Regions from separate parts of the Mus musculus genome. Here all the other regions are linked to region 2. The links are chromatin loops, found by intact Hi-C in ENCODE. Cell type or tissue: left cerebral cortex. All regions are shown on one strand.

Region 1 (8,000 bases), 1.0 Mb before region 2:
AGCAAGGCTGCCTCTGGTTCCAAACACCAAGATGTTGCTTGAGAGCTCCTGGATTCCTGCCTTGATGACGCCCAGGAAATCAGCAGGAAGACGTCTTGACATTTATTTTAAAGAGATGATTTACCCTCTCTGACACCATGTGATGTGCCGCTCTGTATGGGGTCTTAACTTTATCATTTGAGTGCTTTAATATTCTACACAAGCAATAGTGCCCAGGGAGTGGCCACTGGAAGAATATTCTCTGTAGTTGTTGATTTTCTGAGTGTGTGTTGCACCCATTTGTATGTCTGTGAGTATGTATAAGTGTGTGCATATGTGTGTGAGTGTATGCATGTGTGTGCACATGTATATGTGCATGCATGTGTGCCTGTGAGTGTGTATAAGTGAGTATGTATTCCTGTCAGTGTGTGAATGTGTGCGCGTGAGTGTGTACCTGTGTGTGCACTCACGTGTGTGTGCACGCACACACATATGGGAGGGGGTTCCCTTTTTCAGTATTCCATAATTTTCCATTTTGGGCCCTCTGGGAATTACTATTAAGAAACATGATTATGGAATGCTGCCTATTTCCAGAAGGATGCTTTCATAAAACTCAGTCTACTCAGAGAACTCTTCATGGGTGGATTTGTATTCCTGAAGCACCAACTAAAATAAGAAATGTTAATTTCTCGCAGACTATTATCAGATGATTTTTAAATATCTGCCAAGCAGGAATGTCTGTTCCCATGTGAGGAATTTCCGTAATAAAATCCTGGCACCGGAGCACAAGGCAATAGTTTTATAGAAACAGAGAAAAACAGCACGCGTTTTCCCGGAGGACAGTTTTAGCTACAATTCACCAACGCTTGCTTCGTTATTTCTGTCTTATTTTATGCTTTTGTTTTGAAACATAATGCAGTTTTACCTGGATACACTCCCGGGCAATCAGGAAATAGCTCACTATGTTGGTTGGTACTGCCAAATACAAGACCTGCGGAAAATCAGAAGGCTTCCTTGCCTGGCTGCTTTCCTCACCCCAAAGGGTGGCAGGGCACAAAATGGGTTAAAGCTTATTGGAGAATAGAGGGGAGGGGAGGGAGCCCCGAGGAGGCCAGGAGCAGCGGGCAGCGGGCAGCGCCTCCAGGTCCAGCTTCCATCACCTGCAGCCGCTGCGGAGCTCAGAAAGCTGCTGGCTGCTGCTGTGCTTTTTGGAGGAGGAAGGATGCTGGGGCAAATTTCTAAGACCGGTGCGAGGAGTGGGCGTGGCCTCGGCAGCAGTGTGTAAGCTTGTTAGGACAGAAGCTGGTTGCTTTTCTGTGAGGAACCAGTACTGAGGGCAGGGGAGAAGGAGGGTGGGGAAGAAAGAGAGAGAGAAAGAGAGAGAGGAGAGGGAGAGAGAGAAGGAAGGAGGAGCAAGGGAGGAGGGAGGAGGGAGAGGAGGAGGAGAGAGCGCGCGCGTGAGAGGAGGGAGGGGGAGGAAAGAGATCCAGAGAGCTAGAGATACTGAAGACCCAGTCAGTGCTGGGTGAAGGACTGAGGAGAACCTGTCTCCAGCGCTCTGAGAGCCACTCGAGATATTTTGGGGAGCTCAAAAATTATGAATATGGGATCTGTCGCTGGAGCTGTTCTCAAGATGTTACTTCTGTTGTCTACTCAAAATTGGAACAGAGTGGAAGCTGGGAATTCATGTAAGTACACAGCAAATGATTTAAAACTTGCAGGGGGGCTCCGCGCAAAACTTTGATTCTGTTGTTTTCACGATTAATCTTTTCAACTGGAATCGCTGCGGGGCTAGGAAAAGCACTACAGGGAAATTGTGCAAATATGATCGGGTTCCTCTTGGTCTGGTCAAAATATGCAATATGTTATTTGGATTTTTTTTTTTTTACTAGCAGAATTTCACTCTCTTTGAATATTCATTGAGAAGACTCAACTTCTAGTAAAACATTAAATTAGCATCTTAATCGGGGGACCAGCCCGGGAACGTCTTCCATTGCGCCTGTCTTGAGGTCATTAAATTTCATTGGGATTATTTGTCTACCAGGAAAACAACCCGCAGACTTGATATTCTGCTGCATTAGCTGAGATTTCTGAAGTTTGCGATTTAGCAGTGGCTGGCTGCATCTCTGAAATGGTGCAGGCTAATAGCTGAGACATACTGCAGACTTCGCGGGCAGGGGCAGGCAGAACTGGTGGAGGCACAGCTCAGCACTGGAGAGCTGTGTCCTCAGGCAGAAGAGCACTCCTGGATGGGTACCCATCCCTACATCTCCCTTAAAGGGAAATGTGCAGGTGACTTCCCCCTCCCCCACCACCCGCTTAAGTAGTGTTCTCTAGTGGTTGAATTTTCAACTTCATGTATTTGTGATTGATTGTCTTAGTGCTGAGTTCATTGATTCGAGGAACATTTGTTATGGTCTCGTTGCTTAATTTAAATATCATCCAAAATACCCTGGCCCAACTCTTTCGTCAGCTTGCCATTGGAAATAGGAAAAGTTTTAAAAGTTTATATTTGGTTTAGATTCTTTAGATAGAAGAATTTCCTCTTTTTATGTATGATAAAAACAGCCAAGCAAACACACAACTTTCTATTTCTTTCTCTGCTTTACAAGAAAGGGTTATAAGTCCTGCTCAGGAATGGATGGGACCTGCCTTACTGACAGCTTTAGGTTTGAGAGACAAGACATTGGTAACTCTCTTTGCCATAGACCCTCTTTTGCCTTAACTGTAGAGTCCTCACGAGGGAAAGGCACAGGGAACTCACTGCCACGAGCTCGTGTCCACCCACTGATGATTTTTCAGGAGCTCATTTAATGTCAGAATTTACCTGCCACTCTGCAAAGGCAAAGGAGAGAACTTCACTCCTAGGCTGGACTGTGCTTCCCATTCAATTTCAAATCGAATGTGTGGGAATCCCATTAAATCAGTAAAATATGTATAGTTTCACCTAGCCAAAATCTTAGAGGGTCCTGTGGGTGATGGCCTTGACAAGCGCTGTAGCAAATAAACAAACAAGGATGATACACAGCAGACCTGAACCCACCTACCCGCTCAGTTGAAGTTCTGTGGCAAAGGTGTAATTCCTTCTGCAGCTGCAGGGGTTCATCAGAGAGGGAGCACTAGAGGTCACTGTTGCGATGCGAAGCACACAAGCTCTTCCCTTGAGTTGGGCAGAGCTTCATGCTGGCCTAACCCAGTTTGTCTTCCCTATGCCTTGCCTGCACATCTTTTTGCAGTTTATTAATATGAATAATTGGGCTGTGAGCTGCGGATGTTTGTTTGCTCGCTTGCAATGTGGTACAGAGTGTCACCGGAAGATCCATATTAAAAGGCTTCCCTTCCTCGTTCATCTCAGCCAGGGAAAAAGTGAGCAGCTGAGATTTGAGGAGAAGCCAGTGCTCATGTCTGCTTAGCTCTGCCTGGGCCTCCCACGGGTGCCGTTTCAACCTTGGATCTGTATCCATCGGGGTTCGATTTCTCTATGAAGTCATTGGATAAATGTGGAGAGCCTAGAACTGAAGTGAACAAGAACACTTAAACATTAAACTTGGAATTCTTAGTTAGCAGACCTATTTAAGAGTTAACTTTTCTTCAAGTGTCCAAATTTATAATTCAATGGCTTCCGAAAATTAAGGTGACTTTTAGTTAATTTCTTATTGGCATTTTGACAATGTGACATGCAAACGTAGAACAAAAGATTTCATTTCCTAATTTTTACATTATTCCTCACTCTTTACATTTTGGAGGAGTCAAGGTTCACTTGTTGCTGGGTTGGGATAGAAAAATGTATGCTACCATGGTATCAGTTTTGGAAGACGGAGCAATGTATTATGAGTTTATGAACAGGGGTGCGCGTTAACCAAAGGGCAGGCAACTGGAATCAGCACAAGCATTTCAAAGTTGCCTTATGAGACTTCCCCAAACTCTCCTGAACCAGATTGTTTATTAATAAGAAGTGAATCAATCTCAAATCCCACAAGTAAAGTCGGGGGAACTGCATATAAGCAAAAGAAAATTAAAGACCTGCCTCTCAGGTGAATGTAAACACCTTTCTTCTTTATTTACAAGTGACTCACAAGGAGAAAAATCTGTCATCCACTGAGTTGGCCTTTGGGTAACAATAAGAACATTTGCCTAGGGGACTCTGTAAACCTGGGATTAGGTGAACTCTAATTTGAATATTAATTGATCTACTTAATCATCTGAGAAATTTGCATTAGAAAGATTCCATGCAAATACAGCCACCCTCTCTCCTCCCCACTCTTACATATGCATGGGGGTGCATGCACACACGTGCATGCACACACACACACACTTATGTGTAAGTACACATTACTAATTCATGTGCCAGTAACACTCTATGACTCTAGTTAGTACCTATATATTTAAAAAGAAATATATTGAGTGGGTTATATTCTTTGTTTCTGGTGTTCCATATGACATTTCAAAGTTGGAAACCAGCCCTAAGATTTTAGCCTATGTCCAGGTCGAGATAAGTTTGTTATTACATTGAGTCATCCTTCTGTGCAAACACAGTGGCAGGCATCCTTGCTCATGGGCTTGCTGTTTGAGAGGCTGTGCTCCTGCATCTCTCTGGTTTCTTCACTTCCTTCTAAGACAGAGGTACTAGAACAAGGGAAAGATGATTTATTTATTCTACACTTGTTCTTAAGAAGCTACAAATTCTAAATGCCAAGATAGTTTTGGGAGGCTGACTGGCCCTATAAGAAGGGTGGGGTATAACTAGTAAGCCTGGGGAGGGTTTTGTTTTGGTTTCATTCTTAGGGATCACATGACAGAAGACACGCTGAACCTCTCTCTGAGAATAATTAATGCCCACCAAGTAGCTCACTAATGACTGAGTTAGAAGTCAGCTTCTGACTGCGTTCTTTCTTTCCTTTAGTTGAAATCAGGGCTATGTCTGCTATCTACTTCAAAGGAAGTACCAAGAATATGATATAATCAGTAATAGAGAAAAATAGCTGCCCTTGTAGAAAGCCATTTTTACCAATTCTCGGGTACAACCCAGATACAACTGGACAGATCCTCAAGTGCCTAAAATTCAGTGTCATGGTTCTTTCTGAAAGCTTCTTTTTGTAATCTTCCCTCCTCCAGATATTCTGTAGTAAAATAATGAAATAACTACAATGTAATAACAAAATACTGATGGATATGATCCATGACACCATGTGTCAATGGCTGGCCCTTGGAAGTGCAGGTCAGTGGGCTGTCTGACTCACTCCTAGTATCATCTACTGTTATCCACTTGACGCCTTCTCTCCACTCATTGCGTCTGCTCTGGATAATTTCTGATCCTTTTGCACATGGTTAACATAGCTTATGAGCCAACATGGAGGCCAAACATGACTTCTACATGATTCCTAGTCCTTAATTAAAGTAATAAATATCATTATAATCTCCTGAAATTAGTCTGGGAATTCATGTCACATTAAAACAATAAAAGACCATCAGTAGACTTTTTTTTCTTCAATAAAAATAGATCAGTGGAATTGCATGTGGTCATTGGAAAGGGGTTGTAATATTTACTCAGGTGTTGGCAGAATATGGCCCATGGGACACATCTGCCCTTACACCTGTCTTTATGTGGACTATGAACTAACAGTGGGTTTGCATCTTTACCTGAAAAAAAAAAAAAACAAATTTAAGTGATTTTTTTTTGTGGCAGAAAATGACAGTGTGAAATTTGAATTTTTGTCACCTGTCTCACTTATGCAACAGCATGAGCAAGATTTGTATTTACATATTATTATATTTTGAATTTGATTGGTAAGATTTTGTTAGAATTGTCTTTATTCTTGCTTTATAAGTATCTATGTAATATTCTGTATTGTCTATCTGCCCCTTTGTAAAAAAAACCCAAAAAACAAAACAAAAAACCTCCATTGACCTCTGATGTGTGATGTATGGTGCAATGATGAACTATAGGTGTGCATAGATTATATTAATTGATTAAAAATGTTCTTATGTCATTAATTACACACATACTGAAGGAGCTGTTCACCCGACTGGCAAGTATATCAGGAGATCATATTTTCCCTGTTTGTTTCTCCTAGATGACTATTTTTGAGAAATCTCATTTCTACAACTATGCAATACCTCCATTTTATTAGTAAATGTCTACAGCACTTTTGGTGGCTAAGGGGGCATTTTTAATCTCGAGTAATTCGATTAGTATGCAGTGCTTAATAAATATGTGAGCAAGAAACTCTGTCTCAAAAAACAAAACAAAAACAAAAAATAAAATAAATAAATATGTGAGCAATATCACCCCAGATATTTAGGATGAAAATCCTGCTCTTAACCTTACATGGTCACGAGCATAAACTATTCTACTCTTTTATGAGTCAGAACTTGGATTTGGAATCAAATTGATCATAGGGAAAACGGTCTTGTTTGAAGAACGTTCTTGCTTTGAATGTAACTCGGGAGCTTCCTCAAAAAGCTCAAATTGGCAAACTTTCTAGAACAAATTGAAAAAATAGATTTTCATTTAAGCACAACCCACTGAGAATTCACAATAATTAAGCAAGTGCTTTCTACCTACTCATGCCAGCGTAATTAATTTGTATGTAAATATCTTGTCCATTTGCAATTGTATTTACTTTTGATTCCCAGAAACTAATCATTAGGTTAATTTTATTTATAGTACACTATTTACAACAGTCTAAAGGGTAAGTTAAAATGTGATATGTACTATAAAAATATTTTTGTAGCACAATTTAAAAAAACTGCTATTTGTTAAAATTTTATGTTATATAATTTATTCAGTTTTTTTTTCTCTTGAGACAGAGTCTCATGTAGTTCAGACTGCCTTTGACCTTGCTATATTTGACCTTTAATTCCTGATTCTATAGACTCTGCTCCCAAGTTCTGGAATTATAGGCATGTGCTACTGTGCCTGTCTCATAACTTGCTTTCTTTTGTTTGTTCGTATTTTTGAGACAGGGAGTCACTATATAATCTTGGATGGCCTACAACTCAGTATGTAGACCCGGGTGGCCTGAAACCCACAGAGATCTACTTACCTCTCTGTCTCTAGAGCGCTAGATTAAAGATGTGTGCCACCACATCTGCTTCAGCTTTAAATGAAGATTCAGGGTTCTCATCCCAGGGCCAGTTTTTAAGTTAAGAAACTTGTGAAGATATCACCGAGGATGGGTTTTGTGAGAAGGGGACAGCTGACTCACAGTTGTCTATTGGACCTAGACGCTTAGGGACAGTGACCTTGACAGTCCAAAGCTTTGAATGTGGCTTTGCATTAGAGTATCAGTTGGGTTTCACAAATACTCATTTTCCTGGGTAGAGTGAAAATCTCTTTTATCTCAGATCAATCAATACTGGACCTTTAATGTTGTCAACTAATGAATCATTTGACCTTTAAATGGCCAGTTAGCCTCAGATTAGCCAAGAAATCCTTCACTCTTTGTGTTGTTTGTTTTGAGAGAGGATCTTGGATGACCCATGCTGACTTTGAACTCTGGGTCCACCTGCCTCCAAGAGCTGAGATTACAGCTGTGCACCATGTCAGTAATCAGTGTTTTTTAAAAACAAACAAACAAAAATCCAACCAGCCAACCAACCAACCAACTAACCAAAAACCAAACCAAAACAAAACACCCAATCCAATCTTTTCCTTTCCTCTGTACTGACTGAAAGTTTGCAAACTGTAAACAGTAGGAAGATAAGACAGCATCGCTACACAAATCCCAAGAATGCATATTCATATTGGTAGCTTATTGTTTCTGATGAAATAATAAAGAATTGCATACTTTGATCTGATTCCCAACCCCCCCCCCCGTTGCTTATAGCTTATTATTTTCCATTTTTATTGATTCAAACATTTTGGCACCACTGACTTCTTTGATATGTATCTAGAATTATTGCTGTTTCCTTGTTAATGAGAATGACGGAGAAGGATTGATCCTTGCAGGATATGCGTTTCTGATAAAAGTTGTTTTGTGAGTTCACCACATTCTTGAGGTAGAATGTATTTGGCTCTT
Region 2 (8,000 bases):
TCTCAATCCCTGGCCTTAAGCTCTCCAGACACACTTATTGGGGTACAGGGACAGAGAAGATGAGGAAGCAGCAGGGATACTCAGAGAGCCCTCTGGGAGCTTGGCTCTGATTCTAGTTGTTTGGTCTCTGGTGCTTTTTCCTAATCCCCAAACAAGTGGACAAAAGGCATAGACCACTCTCAGTACACCCAGTGGGCATGCAGAGGGGACAAGGAAGAAAAGACCAATAGCTGAGGCCCCCAACACTTGTTTTTTTTTTCCTTTTTTTTAATTAGGTATTTTCCTCGTTTACATTTCCAATGCTATCCCAAAAGTCTCCCATACCCACCCCCCAACCCCCTACCCACCGACTCCCCCTTTTTGGCCCTGGCGTTCCCCTGTACTGGGGCATATAAAGTTTGCAAGTCCAAAGGGCCTCTCTTTCCAGTGATGGCTGACTAGGCCATCTTTTGATACATATGCAGCTAGAGACAAGAGCTCCGGGATACTGGTTAGTTCATATTGTTGTTCCACATATAGGGTTGCAGTTCCCTTTAGCTCCTTGGGTAATTTCTCTAGCTCCTCCATTGGAGGCCCTGTGCTCCATCCAATAGCTGACTGTGAGCATACACTTATGTGTTTGCTAGGCCCCAGCCTAGTCTCACAAGAGACAGCTATATCTGGGTCCTTTCAGCCAACGCTTGCTAGTGTATGCAATGCTGTCATCGTTTGGAGGCTAATTATGGGATGGATCCCTGGATATGGCAGTCTCTAGATGGTCCATCCTTTTTGTCTCAGCTCCAAACTTTGTCTCTGTAACTCCTTCCATGGGTGGTTGTTTCCAATTCTAAGAAGGGGCAAAGTGTCCACACTTTGGTCTTCATTCTTCTTCAGTTTCATGTGTTTAGCAAATTGTATCTTATATCTCAGGTTATACTAAGTTTCTGGGCTAATATCCACTTATCAGTGAGTACATATTGTGTGAGTTCCTTTGTGATTGGGTTACCTCACTCAGGATGATGCCCTCCAGGTCCATCCATTTGCCTAGGAATTTCATAAATTCATTCTTTTTAATAGCTGAGTAGTACTCCATTGTGTAAATGTACCATATTTCCTGTATCCATTCCTCTGTTGAGGGGCATCTGGGTTCTTTCCAGCTTCTGGCTATTATAAATAAGGCTGCTATGAACATAGTGGAGCATGTGTCCTTCTTACCGGTTGGGACATCTTCTGGATATATGCCCAGGAGAGGTATTGCGGGATCCTCCGGTAGTACTATGTCCAATTTTCTGAGGAACCGCCAGACTGATTTCCAGAGTGGTTGTACAAGCTTGCAATCCCACCAACAATGGAGGAGTGTTCCTCTTTCTCCACATCCTCGCCAGCAGGCCCCAACACTTGTAAGTGGCACTTGAGGGTCTACCAGAGTCCCTGGTGCCTAGCATGAGTGTCACTGATGTTCAGACCCACTTCAATAATGTAGGTTCTTGATTGTGCCTGTAAATCAAAACACTAAAATTCTCAAATCTGGGCTGCTGGAAACAGTGTTCATTAAAGCCAACTAAAGCAGTCTCTGCTGTCAAAGAGGCACATGAGACCTGGAAAAGCCTTGTTCTGCGATGTTGGAGGGAAGGAAGAAAACAGATGTTAAAAAGAAAACAGGGGGAAAAAAAACAATAAAAGCATTCTTCTATCTCCAAAGACACAGATTCTGCGCCCACCCCCCTCCCCGAAGTTCTGGGACTGTGAATTACAGCTGACTTTAAAAGTCCTTTCAACGAACAGGTTATGGTCGGAGAGCTGACACAGCCTTATCTAAAAGTGAGCAAGAACAGCCCCACCACAATGGGCAAACAAAACCACGGGCCTCTGAAGTCAGCTGCATCCTGAGACAAAGAAATATTTAGGTCCTTGCATAATAGTGAACAGTGTGCCAACATCGACCGGGGCAGCTTTTCCTCCTGAGGCAAAACAAATGACAGAGGAATTGGTGGAACTGTTGGTGGCCAGGACATTTACTAACAAGCAGGAAACTCTGGGAGCAGAGGCAAGCGTCATGAAAACGAAAACGTATGTGGAAGCAGGGACAGGGTGCGAAAAGCCAAAGGGAGGCTTCCTGGGCTCTGGCAGCACCCAATTCCAGCCTCCTGGGGTTCAGGTATTTCCCACCCTGCCTGTCATGAGACACACTTCAGAGACACCTGAAACAGGCTTTCTCCATTTGCCCAAGAGTCCTAATTGGTCTAGAAACAGAGCAATGAGAGACAGTCTCTTTCCCAAGCAATAGACTGTCATAGCACAAGATGAGGTTCACTGTGTCCCCAGGTAGCTTGGAGGTCTTGGGCATCAGAGACACACTGAAGATGAGGGAGAGCAGAACTATGCCTTTCCCTGGGGAGGAGGCAGAGGTTAAAGAGCTGGTCTCACAGGACGGGCTGGGAGGTATGATGTCGCTACTCCATCCATCACGCTAAAGACGGTCCTGTAATTGGAGCCGGCAGGTCAGCCCAGGGTCAAAATATTCTGCTCACAGTGGCCTCCCTATCATCACAGTAGACCCCTAAGGATTAGCTTAACAGTCACCCTGACTCAGGGAAGCACAGCTCAAACCATTTCCTAAATGTGCTCGTCCCAGTGGGCTAGTAATGAGATGCATTCCCCAGGTCGAGAGGGCAAGATGTTTTCGTATGAATTCGTAAAGCCTAGACGTCGCTGACAACAAGCTCTGCGCCGTTAATTCTATGTAGTAGACATACATTGAAAGAAAATACCCATGTACTTTACTTAAAAATACGACCTTGAGGAAATTCCTTGAATTCTCTGGTCATTGTATACTTTCCTGGGAAATATATTCTGTATGTATCGTGGAGTGCATGCTCATTGAATAGTTAGAAAAACTTGCCTATATAAAATACTGAGCGCAATTCCTGGTGCCCAGAAAGAACCCAGCCAACAGCAGCTGTTGCTGACAGAAGTACCCGGCTGCCCCTGACTGACTAGACTGTGAAGCCTGGCCAACTCTCCTCTCTGAGGCTATGACATACTCTAATGCTGACCATTAGAGATCCGTCACTTTGGGTTGTCAAATAACGTCCACAGAAAATTCTGGTAGGAAACATAAAATAATAATGAAAGATATAAAAGAATGAAATAGTAAAACACATGTGATACCTGACAGCCAGTTGGGCTTTTATGAAATAGGCTCTCAAAGAGGGCCACCCCCTCCTAATGGGCTCTAATAGGTAGGAAGTTGAGATTAACTGTAAAGACTATTGGGAGAGACGGGTCAGATTCCTAGTGTTTACATGGGGTTGGGCTGCCACCACGGTGGTCCTTAGGCCTCTGTATTTCTGAACTGATGGCCTTAGATACCCAAAGCAAGAGGGGGGTTGCGCGTTGCGGGGCTGGCGCTTCGAAGCAGGTACGTGGATTTTTCCTGCCATCTAGTGGTCAATCTAGAGAAGCCCAAATGTCTCTCCTTAAGTGGCTCACTCTTGAGTGTGGGACACTCATTCGCTCCCAGGCTAATCTTCAGTTCGCACCTTGCAAGAGGTCACCCCTAAAATCAGGCCTGCCACACTCGCAAAGCAGGAAGCTCCTTACGACATGGACTGTGAGTTTATGATTTACCATCCGCGTCCCAGAGGACCCTGAGGGATGTGCGCAATTAGGAAAAAACTTAAGAAAACTAGGGCCGTTACAGTGGAAGAGTTCTTATCCATCGTGTGTAACGCCCTAAATGGAACAACTACTCAGACCCTATCCACTAGGCCAAGAAATATTGTGGAAATATGGCACCAGAAAGTGAAGCAATGTCTTCCGGTCAAGCAGACACTACTATCTCGTGACCAATGAGCAGCCACCATTAACTGCACTGGACCAAGCCAAAGCCCCACACCCACTGTATGCACAGCAATCGTTGTGTTCAGATTTGTTTCTAACAAGATATGAAGTGGAGAGGATTTGGTGGAGGGGAGAGAGATGGAGTGAACATAAATGAAATATTATCTATGCATGTATAAAAAAATCCTCAAAGAATCTATTAAAAATGCATTTAAAAGGCAATAGTTGAGTTAATTAAACAGAGAAACCCCGTCATTAGATGGAGGGCAGGGCAGAAAAGGGAGAGAAATTGTCCAGTGAGTACAGAGTTGCAGATTTGCGGGGAGGATGAGACCTGGGACTGATGCCCAGCAGGGGGGAAGGTGTGGTCAGTAGTGATGGGCACGCAGGTCCTCCAGGACATATGTAGCAAGACAACTGTGGCTAGTAATATATGATGCACACCTGCAATCCTGGTGTGTAGGTGATCACAAAAGAATCAGTAAAGCAAAGACGTCCTTCCTCTCCATACGTAAGTCTCAGGCCGCTTTGAGCTGGCATGACCCTGTCAAAATTCAAATATATAGAATATTTTTTAAAAAATCACTGAAAGGATTTGTTGTGTTCTCACTACTAAGAAACTGCAAATACTGCAGGTAACGGGCATACAGATTACTGTCATCTGATAGATCCACGGCGTATGCGTATATTGAACTATGCTTTGGGGACTGGAGAGGTGGCTCGGATATTCAGAGCTCTTGCCATGCAATCGTTGCGTTGCAGATGGCATTCTCTAACCAAATTACAACTGGTTGCTGTTTTAGCTTTGTCCTGCAGGGGGCAGAAGTGTAAAAGTTTTTACACCCCCCCCCCACCACCACTCCCCCCCCCCCCCCCAGCCATCCTCAACCTATCCAATACTTCCTCCGCTTGAATCTTTGGTCAGTGTCAACTTATTGAGTTCTATATTTCCTCAGAGAGCAGATGATTCACGGGAAAGTGTCGTTTGTATAGAGTAAGATTTCCAATAACATTATATAGAACAGTGGTTCTCAACTTTCCTAAATCTGTGCCTCTTTAATACAATTCCTCATGTAGTACCGACCCCCAACCATAAAATTATTTCTGTTGCTACTTCATAACTATAACTGTGTTACTGTTATGGATCACAATATAATTACCTGTGTTTTCACGTGGTATTATGCGAGCCCTGGGAAAGGGTCATTTGAACCCCAAGGAGGGTCACAACCCACAGGTTGACAGCCACGTATATAAATGGTTTAAACGGGAAATATCCAGAGGATCTCTGATTTCCTATGGCCTAAGAGAGAAAGAGTATGTAAGTCACCAGTTCTTCTTGTAATTTGTGTATATGGGTGTGGTACCTGCATGTGTGGACACTACTTGTGTGCCCGGTGCCCATGAAGCCAGAAGCAGGTGTTGGATCCCCTGGAACTAGAACTAGAGATGGTAATGACCAACAACCAAGTGGGTGCTGAGAAGAGCTTTAAGAACTTCTAATGACTGAAGAATCTCTCCAGCCTCTCTGGTTCTTATATAAAATTATACACCGATACAATTTGGAATAACAAATGTCAGGAAAAGCCCACGAGAGATGACAGCTCCTTTATCCTTTAAACTTGACTGTATTATAAAAAAATAAAGCACAACTAATGTTGCAGATAGAATTAAGTTGGGTACCATCTATCAATAGAATATCCTGTAAGTTTGGGTTGAGCCAGACAATTGCAATTCAAATATAGAAGTAGGGACTGGAGAGATGGCTCAGTGGTTAAGAGCACTAAATGCCCTTTCAGATGACCTGAGTTTAGCTCCTGTCACTGGCATGGCAGCTCACAACTGTAACTCCAGTTGAGGAGGATCTGATGCCCTTTACTGGCTTCCATGGGCATTGGACACACTTGGCATATAGACATACATGCAGGCAAAACACTTACACATAAGGTAAAAATAGATACATAAATATGGACACAGGAGAAGTATCTGTGTGATATAACACACGAGAGACTCCGTGACTGCCAGTAGCTCTGAAGGTGAAGTGAGCTGAAGCAAACCTAAGCAGCTCTAGGAGATGGGGACAGAGAGTCTCCTCTTGAACTATGTGAAAATAACTAGGACACATAGAAACATGTCTTCCAGTACCAACAGCATGGCAAAAGTATTAGTACAGAAGGGACTACATGGAAAAGTGGAACAAAATGGAATAGATCAGAATAGAGCCATCAGAGTGTAAATGCACATGGAAATAAAATGTAGGGCAAAGACTGTATCTTAATTAAATATGCAGAGCCTACCTTTGCAATACTAATACTGGGCTAATTGAATATCCATGGGGAAAAAAGATAAAATTCGGTTCGTGTTTCATACACGATGAGTTCTGAACACATAACTACATAAAGCAAAATTGCATAAATAATGGCAGCAGTCCTCAGTAAAGGCCTCTAATTTCTTCCAGTGGAAGGCCTTGCTATGACTGAAGCTGCAGGGGAAAAGAGCTGCCATCATTTCACTTCTGCTGCTGTGACAAAACATCCCGACAAAAAGCAGTGTAAGAGTTTATTCAGTCCCCAGTTCTAGGCTATAGTCTATGATAGCAGGGAAGTCAAGTCAGGTACTTGACAGAGCACATAATATCACATACTTAGTAAAGGATGTGTGTTCCCTTGCTTGTGTGTTTGTGTGCTTGCTTGCTTGCTTGCTTGCACTCAGCTTGATTCCCTTGCTCTTACACAATACAGGATCCCCTGCCTAGGAAATGGTGCCACCCAATGTGAGCAGAGCCAGATGTGGTTGCTCACTTGCTTATATTCTGCTCAATTTCTCTACTCCTTTTTATTTATTTATTTTATGCATATGAGTACACAGTAACTATCTTCAGATGCACCAGAAGAGGGCATCAGTTCCTACTACAGATACTTGTGAGCCACCATGTGGTTGCTGGGAATTGAACTCAGAACATCTAGAAGAGCAATCAGTGCACTTAACCACTGAGCCACTTCTCCATCCCTCAATTTCTCTACTCTTTCACAGTTCAGGACCCCTTACCTAGGGAATGGTGTTATCCACAGGAAGCTATGTCTTCCCACATTAGTTATTTAAGACAACCCCCATAGACACATCCACAGTCCAACTCAATGTAAACAATTGCTCAATGAGACTTTCTTCCCAGGTGATTTGGGTTCTATCAAGTTGGCAATCAAAACCACAGGAATCACCAGAGCCAAAAGCATTGTTAATTGGTGCTGGGGTTTAGATTACTGTCTCACAAAGGCACATTGTTAAAGACTTTGTCCCATGATGATGTCATTATTGGAAGCTGGTGGGACTTTTTAAGACTTGGGGGCTGATTACCTTTGTGATTGGGACAGAGATAAGACGACCTTGTTGTTGAAAAGACAAAATGAATAACAAGCAGATACCAATGTCCACAATTCATTGTGTACTTAAGGAAGTGCCATAGAAGAAAGACTTAAGAAGCGGGGCCAGTGTTCAATAAACGCACAAATGCAAGATGTTATCAAAGGGCAGACCCATAGCCATGCAACAATGTTTGCTCAAGATATTTGCCTCCAAGAGAACAGGCTCACTTCTACTTAAATAACTGTAAGAGATGCAGAAATCATCCCAGAGATGATATACCCACACTTCCTTCTGGGTGCCCCTAATATTTAAACTAAGTGTCTATTGCTAATTTATCTAAGACAAACTTTCTTAGATAAATTGCAAGCATTGTCTTTCCCTTTGTGAAAGAGCCTGAGCTGAGTGGAAAGGAAATTGGATGACAAGGGTTAAGTTCATAAAGAGGCTATTTGGACATTGATCCCATTCTCTCTCCTTTGCTTCCTGGCTGATGTGATGTGCTTTGCTTCTTTGTGCAGTCCCTACCGTAATGGCTGTGTTCTCTAGTGCCTAGTGCAATCAGCTCAGTGACCATGGACTGTAAACCCTGAAACTGTAAGCCATAGAACCTTCCATTCTCTGAATTTGTCCATCTCGGGTGTTTGGAAACTTCAACAGAAAGCTCCCTAACACAGAGATTTAACCTCAAATTTTGTTTTCTGAAAACTCATCTATGATAAGGGTTATCTGTCAAATGATGGGGGTGTTTGTGGCCATAGCCTCAAGAGCTACTGTGGTACTCTTAACAGGGCACTCCTGAAGAGGTGCACCTTAAACAG
Region 3 (8,000 bases), 1.5 Mb before region 2:
TGTGCACACACCTGCAAAGGAGACCACCTCTGTGTCGGTCAGCAGGAGACGAGCTAGGATGGAGTGTGGCTCATCTAGGCAGGATGAGGTGGAGATTGTGAAGTTTTAAGAAAGGTTGGAGATGCTCTTGGTGTGTGGATACGGGCTCTGCATATGCACCCAAAAGGGAACAGCTCTCTCTCTCTTTCTCTCTCTCTCTCTCTCTCTCTCTCCCTCCCTCCCTCCCTCCCTCCCCCCCCCTCTCTCTCCTCTCTGATTAAAGGCATGCACTACCACTGCCTGGATAAAGAATTTTTTTTTTTTTTTTGAGACAGGGTTTCTCTGTATAGCCCTGGCTGTCCTGGAACTCAATCTGTAGACCAGGCTGGCCTCGAACTCAGAAATCTGCCTGCTTCTGCCTCCCGAGTGCTGGGATTAAAGGCGTGCGTCACCACTGCCAGGATAGAGAAACATTCTTAAGAGAATAAAAAAAGGGCTGTGGGGCTGACAAAGATAGCTTAGTGGGGAGAGGGACTTGCTGCTAAGACTGATGACCTGAGTTTGAACCCTGGTCCCACATAGTGGAAGGAGAGACCTGACAGCTGTGAGTTGTCTTCTGACCTCCACACCCTCCCGTGCATGTGTGTGCTTACTCCCCCTATAAATAAATGTAGAAAAATATCAAAGACTAAGAGAAGCCATGCAGTGAGAGAACATATTTGTAACATACAGACTCAAGAAAGGACTTGCTTTTGAATAAGCAGAAAATTTAAATAAAAGAAAGTAAACAGCTCAGTTAAAAAGGGTGGGCCAAGAGCTGGATGGATACCATATAGATGTACAGATGGCAGTGAGCCCACACAGAGCCACAGGCATTGGGGAATTATAAATTATGACAGAGAGACACCAGTATGCATGTCTCAGAATGGCTAGAATCTCAGGAGAGTAAATGGTGGTGGGGATGTCACAAAGTCTTCCATTCATTGCAAGTAGACACAAAAAATGACAGAGGTTGACATTGGTTTGGAAGTGTGAGGGTTAATCTTGGTTGTCAACTTGTTATACTTAGGAAGAAGGTACCACAGCTGAGAAAATGCCTCCTTCCAATTGGCCTGTGCAGATGAGATGCACAGGGAAGGTAGAGGGAAGGCCAGGGGAACAAGTCAAAGCAATATTCCTTCTTGGTCTCTGCTTCAGTTTCTGCTTCTAGGTTCCATTTTGAGTTCCTATCCTGACTGCCCTCTGTGATGGGCTGTGGTATGGAAGTGTAAAACAAATAATACCTTTCCTTCCACAAGTTGGTCTGGTCAGTGTTTTATCACAGGAACAGAAAGCAAACTTGGACAGGCAGTTTCTTATGAAGATGAATAGAGTATTCTCACATGGCAGAGAGATCCTACTCCTGATTATCCAAATGAATTGAAAATTTATGTCCAGAAAACACCCTCATGCAAATGTTTATAGCAGCATTAATCATAATTGCTCCAAACTGGAGGCAACTAAGATGTTTTTCAACAGGGAATATAGATCAATAAATGTTAGTAGATCCGTACAATGGTTTGTATATCCGCATAGTAGTGAAGCAGAGATGATGCTGGGCAGATGGCTCAGTGGGTAAAATGCTTGCTGTGTAAGCATCAGGACTTGAGTTCAGATGCCCAACCCTCATGTAAAGGTTGAGTGTGGTCCAAGCAAGTGTAGCTCTAGCAGTGTTGGGGACAGAGTCAATCAGGTTCTGGCGTTCACTGGCCAGCTGGTCTGTGAGGTTCACTTAGAGATCCTATCTTGAAAAATAAGAGGAAGAGAGGAAGAGACTCAGTGTTGACCCTTGTCCTCTGCATATGCACGCATGGGTGAGAGCATCCATACACGCATACACACATACAGATGCACAATTTTAATATATCTGTAAAAATCACGGATACACAAAACAAGAGAAAACATGCAGTGTTTTCTGAGACTGACTTAGTTGATGGGTGTGATGTCTCCATTTGTATCTGTTTTCCTGCAAATGAAATTATTAATTATTTCATTCTTCTTCATGGTGGAGTAAAATTCTATTGTATGTGATCATGCGCTTGCGCGAGTGCGTGCGTGCGTGTGTGTGTGTATGTGTGTGTGTACCATTTTCTTCTTGTTCGCCATGTTCTTTGTGCTCAGCCCTCTCTTGACAGACACCTCTTTTGGCTCCCTAATTTAGATGTTGTGAGTAGTGCCATGGTAAACAGCCAGGTGCAGGTGTCCCTGTGATGTGTTGACTTGGAGTCCTTTAGGTACATTTGCAGGAGGAGTGCTGTGACTGGATTACACAGAAGAACTTTATTTAGCTATCTGAGGAATCTCCGTATTGGTTTCTGTAGGGGTTGATCTAGTTTAGCTGCCACCAGCCATGTATAAGGGTCCCTTTTGTTATTTGTGTTCTTGATGATTGTCATTTTGATTGAGTTGAGATGGAATTTTCAATGTAGTTTTAATTTTCATTTTTCTGCTGGCTACAGTAAACTTTCTTTTTTTCTTTCCTCCTTCTCCTTCTTCTTCTCTTCTTCTTTGTCTTCATTGTCTTTCTCTTCTTCCTTTTCTGCTTTCTTCTCACTCTTCTTCTTCCTCTTTTTCTTCTTTCTCCTCCCCCTCCTATTTCCCCTCTCTCTTTTCCCCCTCCTTTTCTCCTCTCCTCTTCTTCTGTTTGTCCCCCCCCCAAGACTTGGCTGGCCTTGAACTCACAGAGATCCTCCTGCCTCTGCCTCCTGAGTGCTGGGATTAAAAGCATGCACTACCATGACTGCTTTTTAGAGTAAACTTCCTCTCCATATGTGCATTGGCCATTTATAGTAAGATATGAAGAAGGTCTCTTAAGTGGATGTGTAAGTGAAATAAATTTAAGTATTTCACTATTCCACAATGTAAAAATTTGAAAGGCAACATTAGGAAGATAGTGAGTAAAAAGTGGTGATTCCCAGACTCTGGAGAAATAGAAAGAGTCAAGAGACGAAACAGGTGACTAAACATCTAAATAATTTATTATCATTGCATGTGAAAATGTTTATGTGTGGTTCACATATGCCACGATGCACATGTGTCGTTCTGAGGACAATTTTCCACCTTTATATGCATTCTGGGGACCCCAGGCTTGATGGTAAGTGCCTTTACTGGGCTGAGCCAAACTAAAGGAGGTGATTTCTAAGGCAGTGGAACTATTCTCTATGATACTACAATGGTGGATACATGAAATCCTTCACAACCCATGGATGCATACAGCTTTATAGTATATGTACTATAAATGTCAGTCAATAATAGCTGTTCAGCATTGTTTCATTACCTTTAACATTTGGGTCCTCAGAGGAATTATAAGCAGTAGGGGAAATTACACGAGGGAGAGGTATAGATAGGGCTTTGTACTGTTTAATCTTTCTGTAAGTCTAAAACTCTTGTAAGAATAATGTCAATAACAGCCCTCCCAATCTACATATGTATATCTTTATCTATATCTATATCATCTCTATATATCTGTCTCTGTGTACCCAATTTCAACTTGCTGACAACATACTCAGAAATGAAACATTTCAGTTTTGAAATAATCAGGTTGTCCAAAAGAGGGCGCCAAAGACTTACAAAGGCATCATCTTTGTTTATGCAAAAAGAAATGAAGTAGTGAGATAGACTCAAGGGTGGAAGGGTGGGGGCTCTGACTCAAGATCACATAGGACACGTGCGCCTCTTTCCTGTGGCTTCTGTCCTTCTTTAGAGTGGGTAAGTACTTTGCCCTATTTATTTCCTTTATTTTTGGGAGTCAGTCTCTAGCTCAGGGTGACCTTGAACTTGCTATGAAGCTGAGGCTGACCTTGAACTCCGGATTCTTCTGTTCTCACTCCCAAGTGTTTGGAATACCACTGTGGGACATTAATACCTCTCAGTCCCTTGTTTGCTCTGGTTTCGGATCTTTGGGAAGTGTAACAGCGTAATCTACCCTGTTGATGCCCTGCTGACATCAGCGCTGATCCTGGCTTTGAAGAGACCCCCAGAAGGCTGGAGAGATGGCTCAGTGGTTAAGAGGACCCTGCAGCTCTCAACAGCCGTGACAGCTGCACACAGACACACAGGTAAATAAAAATTAAAAAATTAACACACATAAATAAAAATTAAAACAAATTAAAAGGAAGATTCAGACATGTAAGCCAAATAAACTCTTTACTCTCTCAATCTGCTTTTGGCCATGGTTTGCCACAGCAACAGAAGGCAAACTGGGAAAAGTGTGTGTGTGTGTGTGTGTGTGTGTGTGTGTGAGAGAGAGAGAGAGTCAGAGTCAAATAATACACTTAGCTTTTCTTCAAAACAACTACAGATATGACTTATTCAATTGGGTTTGAACAGGAAAATTCATAATTCAAATTCTAAAATTCTAATTTCCTCATTTTTATTTATTAAAAGATTTGCATTTATTTAATTTTATCTGAATGAGTTCAAAAGAGGGATCCCCCAAAGCTGGTGTTGACATGGTTGTGAGCCACCATGCAGGTGCTGGGAATTGAACCCTGCTCTCAGTAGGAGCAACAAGTGCTCTTAACCCCTGAGCCATCTCTCTAGCTGCAAATTCCAGCTTTTAAGAATTAGCATATTGCACTCGCGTCGGCAGCACACATACTAAAATTGGAACAATACAGAGAAGATTAGCATGGCCTCTGCTCAAGGATGGCACAAAAATTCGTGAGGCACTCCATATTTTTTTGGGTAGCGAGTAGGATGTAAAGTGAATAAGTAAAAAAAAAAAAAAAAATTAAATTAAAAAGAGAATTAAAAATATTTTCCATGATGCACTAGAAATTTAGAGATATTCTTAGGTCACCTATTGACAGTATTCTTTGTCTGTATGTCCATCTAGACAGGGACTTTCTTTGTAACTCTAGCTGGCCTGGAACTCTCTATGTAGACCAGGAGAAAGCACTGGATCCCTGGGTTAGAGTTATAGGTGGTTGTTAGCTCCCTAGTGTAGGTGCTGGGAACTGAACCCAGGTCCTCTGAAAGAGCAGCAAGTGGTGTTAACCACTGACCTATCTCTGCAGTCCTCCAGGGATTCCGCTGCCACGTCTTCACTGTAGGAGGTACAGATGTCCTTGTGTTCACATGTGAACACCAGGGTAGTGATTTTCAACCAGGAGGTCATGACCCCTTTGGTGGGGGTGTCGAAAGACCCTTTCACAGGGTTTGCATACCAGATATCCTGTGTGTCAGATATTTATATTAGGAGTCATAACACTAGGAAAATCAGTTACGAAGTAGCAATGAAAATGACTTTATGGTGGGGGGGGCACCAACTCTAGATATTCTTAGGCCATTAGAAACTGAATTAAGAGGTCCCATTATTAAGAAGGTTGAGAACCCACGGTACTAGGAGAACCTGGAATGTACACAGGGTTTTTCTTGTCTCCCGAGGGCCAGTCTGTGCTCTGTTGGCTGTGGTGGCCACAGAACTCCCCTTCCCCCAACTTTTTCATACTGGCCTCGAACTTACAAAGATCTTCTTGCCTCTGTGTCATGAGCACTGGGATTCCAGGTGTGCACCAAGATGCCCTGCTGCCTGTTTTCTGAGACACAGTCTCAGTCACATACCCCGGGATGGCTGTGACTTTGTGACAGCAGCTTTTATCTTGGTTCTTTCTCTGTTCCTAGGATTCTAGACTAATCCATGTCTTCCCGTGTCGACAGGCATGCTTCAGGCTCCAGGTCTGCCCATCTCAACCCTGCCAAATGCTGGGACTGCAAGCATGCTCCACCATGCCTGGCTTCTTGTGAAATCTTGGTGAGTATTTTGCCAAGGAGAGAATCTCTGTTAGAAGAATGTCATAAGTACACTAAGCTTTGCCTTCTATATGTTGCCTTTTCATTTTCCTTGATATTTTGCTTGATCCTAAAAGCCACATATACACTTATTAAACAAATAACCAGAATGAGTGAAACTTATTCTGACTGAAGAGATAAATCTGTCAATAATTTCTGTAACTTTCTTTGTCTGTCTTTTCTTTCTTATTTCTCTATTTTCAAGGCAGGGTCTTATTTAGGTCTTAAACCCCCTCTATAACCAGTGATGACTTTGAACTCGTTGTCTTCCTGCCTCTACCTACCAAGTGCTAGCATTTTAGAGGTGTACTACTATGCCCAGTTAACTTTATTTGGATAACAAATAAACTGTATTCATTTATGGCATATGACATGATGTTTTAGTACATTTATGCACTGTGGAAGGCTAAGTCAAGAGATTTAACACGAAATCACCTCACATGAGAATATTTAGCATCTGGTCTCTGAGAAACTGTGTGTGTATGCTTGCACGCGTGTGAGCATGTGTGTGCACACTTGCATGTGCGCATGTATGTGTGTGCTTGTGGGATTCAGATCTCTTCTTTCGTCATGTGTGTTCTGGGGATTGAACTCAGATCATCAGTCTTAGCAGCAAGCTTCTTCACCCTCTGCACCATTTTGCCAGCCTCCCAGTGGTCTCTTGATGGACCCCGACATTGGTTCTGTTTTTTTGGATATGGCGAATAATTCTGCGACTAACAGAGCAATGCACACATCCCTTTGCTGTGCTGCTTTTCCGTCCTTTAGAATCTCACTCAGGAGTGAGATGTCTGGATCACGTGATCATTGTATTAAAATTTATTTTGTTTGATTTTATGTGTATGGCTGTTTTCTCTACACTCATATATGCACATGCCATGTATACAGTACCTGAGGAGGTCCAGAAGAGGGCTTTGGAGCCTCTAGAACTGGAGCTATATAGGTTGTTGTTAGCCATGTGGGTGCTGGTAATTAAACCACGGTCCTCTGTAATAATAGCTAACACTCTTAATTGCTGAGCCATCTCTCTAGCTCTCTATTATTATTTTTTTTTAAAGTTTTATTTATTAATATATGTAAGTACACTGTAGCTGTCTTCAGAGACTCCAGAAGAGGATCTTGTTGTGGATGGTTGTGAGCCACCATGTGGTTGCTGGGATTTGAACTCTGGACCTTCAGAAGAGCAGTCGGGTGCTCTTACCCACTGAGCCATCTCACCAGCCCCTCTATTATTTTTTAAAATTTTATTTTTGTTGGTGATTTGTCTGTATGTCTATATGAGGGAGTTACAGTCAGTTGTGAACTGCCATGCGGAAGCTGGGAATTAAACCCTGGTCCTTTGGATGAGCAGTCAGTGCTCTTATCTGCTGAGCCATCTCTCCAGCCCCTGGCCTTCTAATTTTTTTTAAAAATTATTTATTTTTACTTATGTGCATGTCTGTGCTTTTGTGAGTTTCTCTGCACCATGTGTGTGTGTGTGTGTGCTCAAGGGTGCTAAAGAGGCATTGGATCCCCTGGCCTGGGGTTACAGGTGGTTGTTATTAGCACCTGATGTGGATGCCAGGAACCCAGTCTGGTTCCTCTGCAGGAACAGTAAATGCTCCAATGTGCTGAGCCATCTCTCTGGTCCTGTGGTCATTCTATTTTAATTTTATTTTTTGAGATTTATTTATTTATTATATGTGAGTATACTGTAGCTGTCTTCAGACACACCAGAAGAGGGCGTCCGATCCCATTACGCATGGTTGTGAGCCACCATGTGGTTGCTGGGATTTGAACTCAGGACCTTTGGAAGAGCAGTCAGTGCTCTTAACCGCTGAGCCATCTCTCCGGCCCCTGTTTTAATTATTTTGTGGAACCTCCACATGATCATGCTTATTCACACGCTTACCAACTGAGTTCACAAGTTCCTCCACTTAAAAATGATCACCACGAATATTTAACTTTATCTTTTTGATAATAGCTATTTCAGCATGTGTGAGGTAGTATCTCATTTGTGGTTTCAATGTTATTTCTCTAGATAATTGGTGATGTTGAGCATTTCCCTATATGCTTGTTGAACATTTGTGTGTCTTCTTTTGAGAAACACCTACTTGGGCTAACACCCTTTCTTTTGAGGCAGTGTCTCTCAATAAAGCTCAGGCCAGCCTCAAACTTGAAATCCTCCTGCCTCAATCTTAAAAATTATT

The links. A loop is a pair of places that touch in the nucleus more often than their neighbours do. Peaks named below come from ENCODE experiments on the same cell type or tissue, not always from the same donor. Only the 100,000 strongest peaks of a DNase experiment are listed, where the experiment ranks them.
Region 1: a loop joins it to region 2, with 11 times the contacts of the local background. A loop is called at or near these places in 8 of 42 quality-filtered maps.
Region 3: it touches region 2 in a loop (5-fold over the local background); 6 of 42 quality-filtered maps call a loop at or near these places.

What each region holds. Positions count from the first base shown.
Region 1 is chr8:112,568,559-112,576,558 of GRCm38, forward strand. Cntnap4 (contactin associated protein-like 4) reads left to right here and starts at 1,485. Exons shown (of 24, transcript NM_130457.2): 1 at 1,485-1,667. The coding sequence starts at 1,577. It overlaps Gm26994 (predicted gene, 26994), which reads right to left and starts at 1,017. Exons shown (of 6, transcript NR_132433.1): 1 at 905-1,017. In left cerebral cortex, a CTCF peak has its summit at 3,098 (motif pointing right); DNase peaks (open chromatin) are centred at 114, 822, 1,335, 2,088 and 2 more places; H3K4me3 peaks cover 3,192 bases; H3K27ac peaks cover 1,331 bases.
Region 2 is chr8:113,579,394-113,587,393 of GRCm38, forward strand. No RefSeq gene overlaps it. Among named protein-coding and RNA genes, the nearest start is that of Mon1b, 52 kb to the right of the region's middle. In left cerebral cortex, CTCF peaks have their summits at 3,433 (motif pointing left), 4,599 (motif pointing right) and 6,693 (motif pointing right); DNase peaks (open chromatin) are centred at 3,429 and 4,613.
Region 3 is chr8:112,057,912-112,065,911 of GRCm38, forward strand. It overlaps Gm36671 (a long non-coding RNA gene), which reads left to right and starts at 3,661. Exons shown (of 3, transcript XR_388036.3): 1 at 3,661-3,726; 2 at 3,853-4,076; 3 at 5,680-5,765. Gm22827 (a small nuclear RNA gene) reads left to right here and starts at 4,594; the gene lies at 4,594-4,700. In left cerebral cortex, a CTCF peak has its summit at 3,561 (motif pointing right); a DNase peak (open chromatin) is centred at 3,592.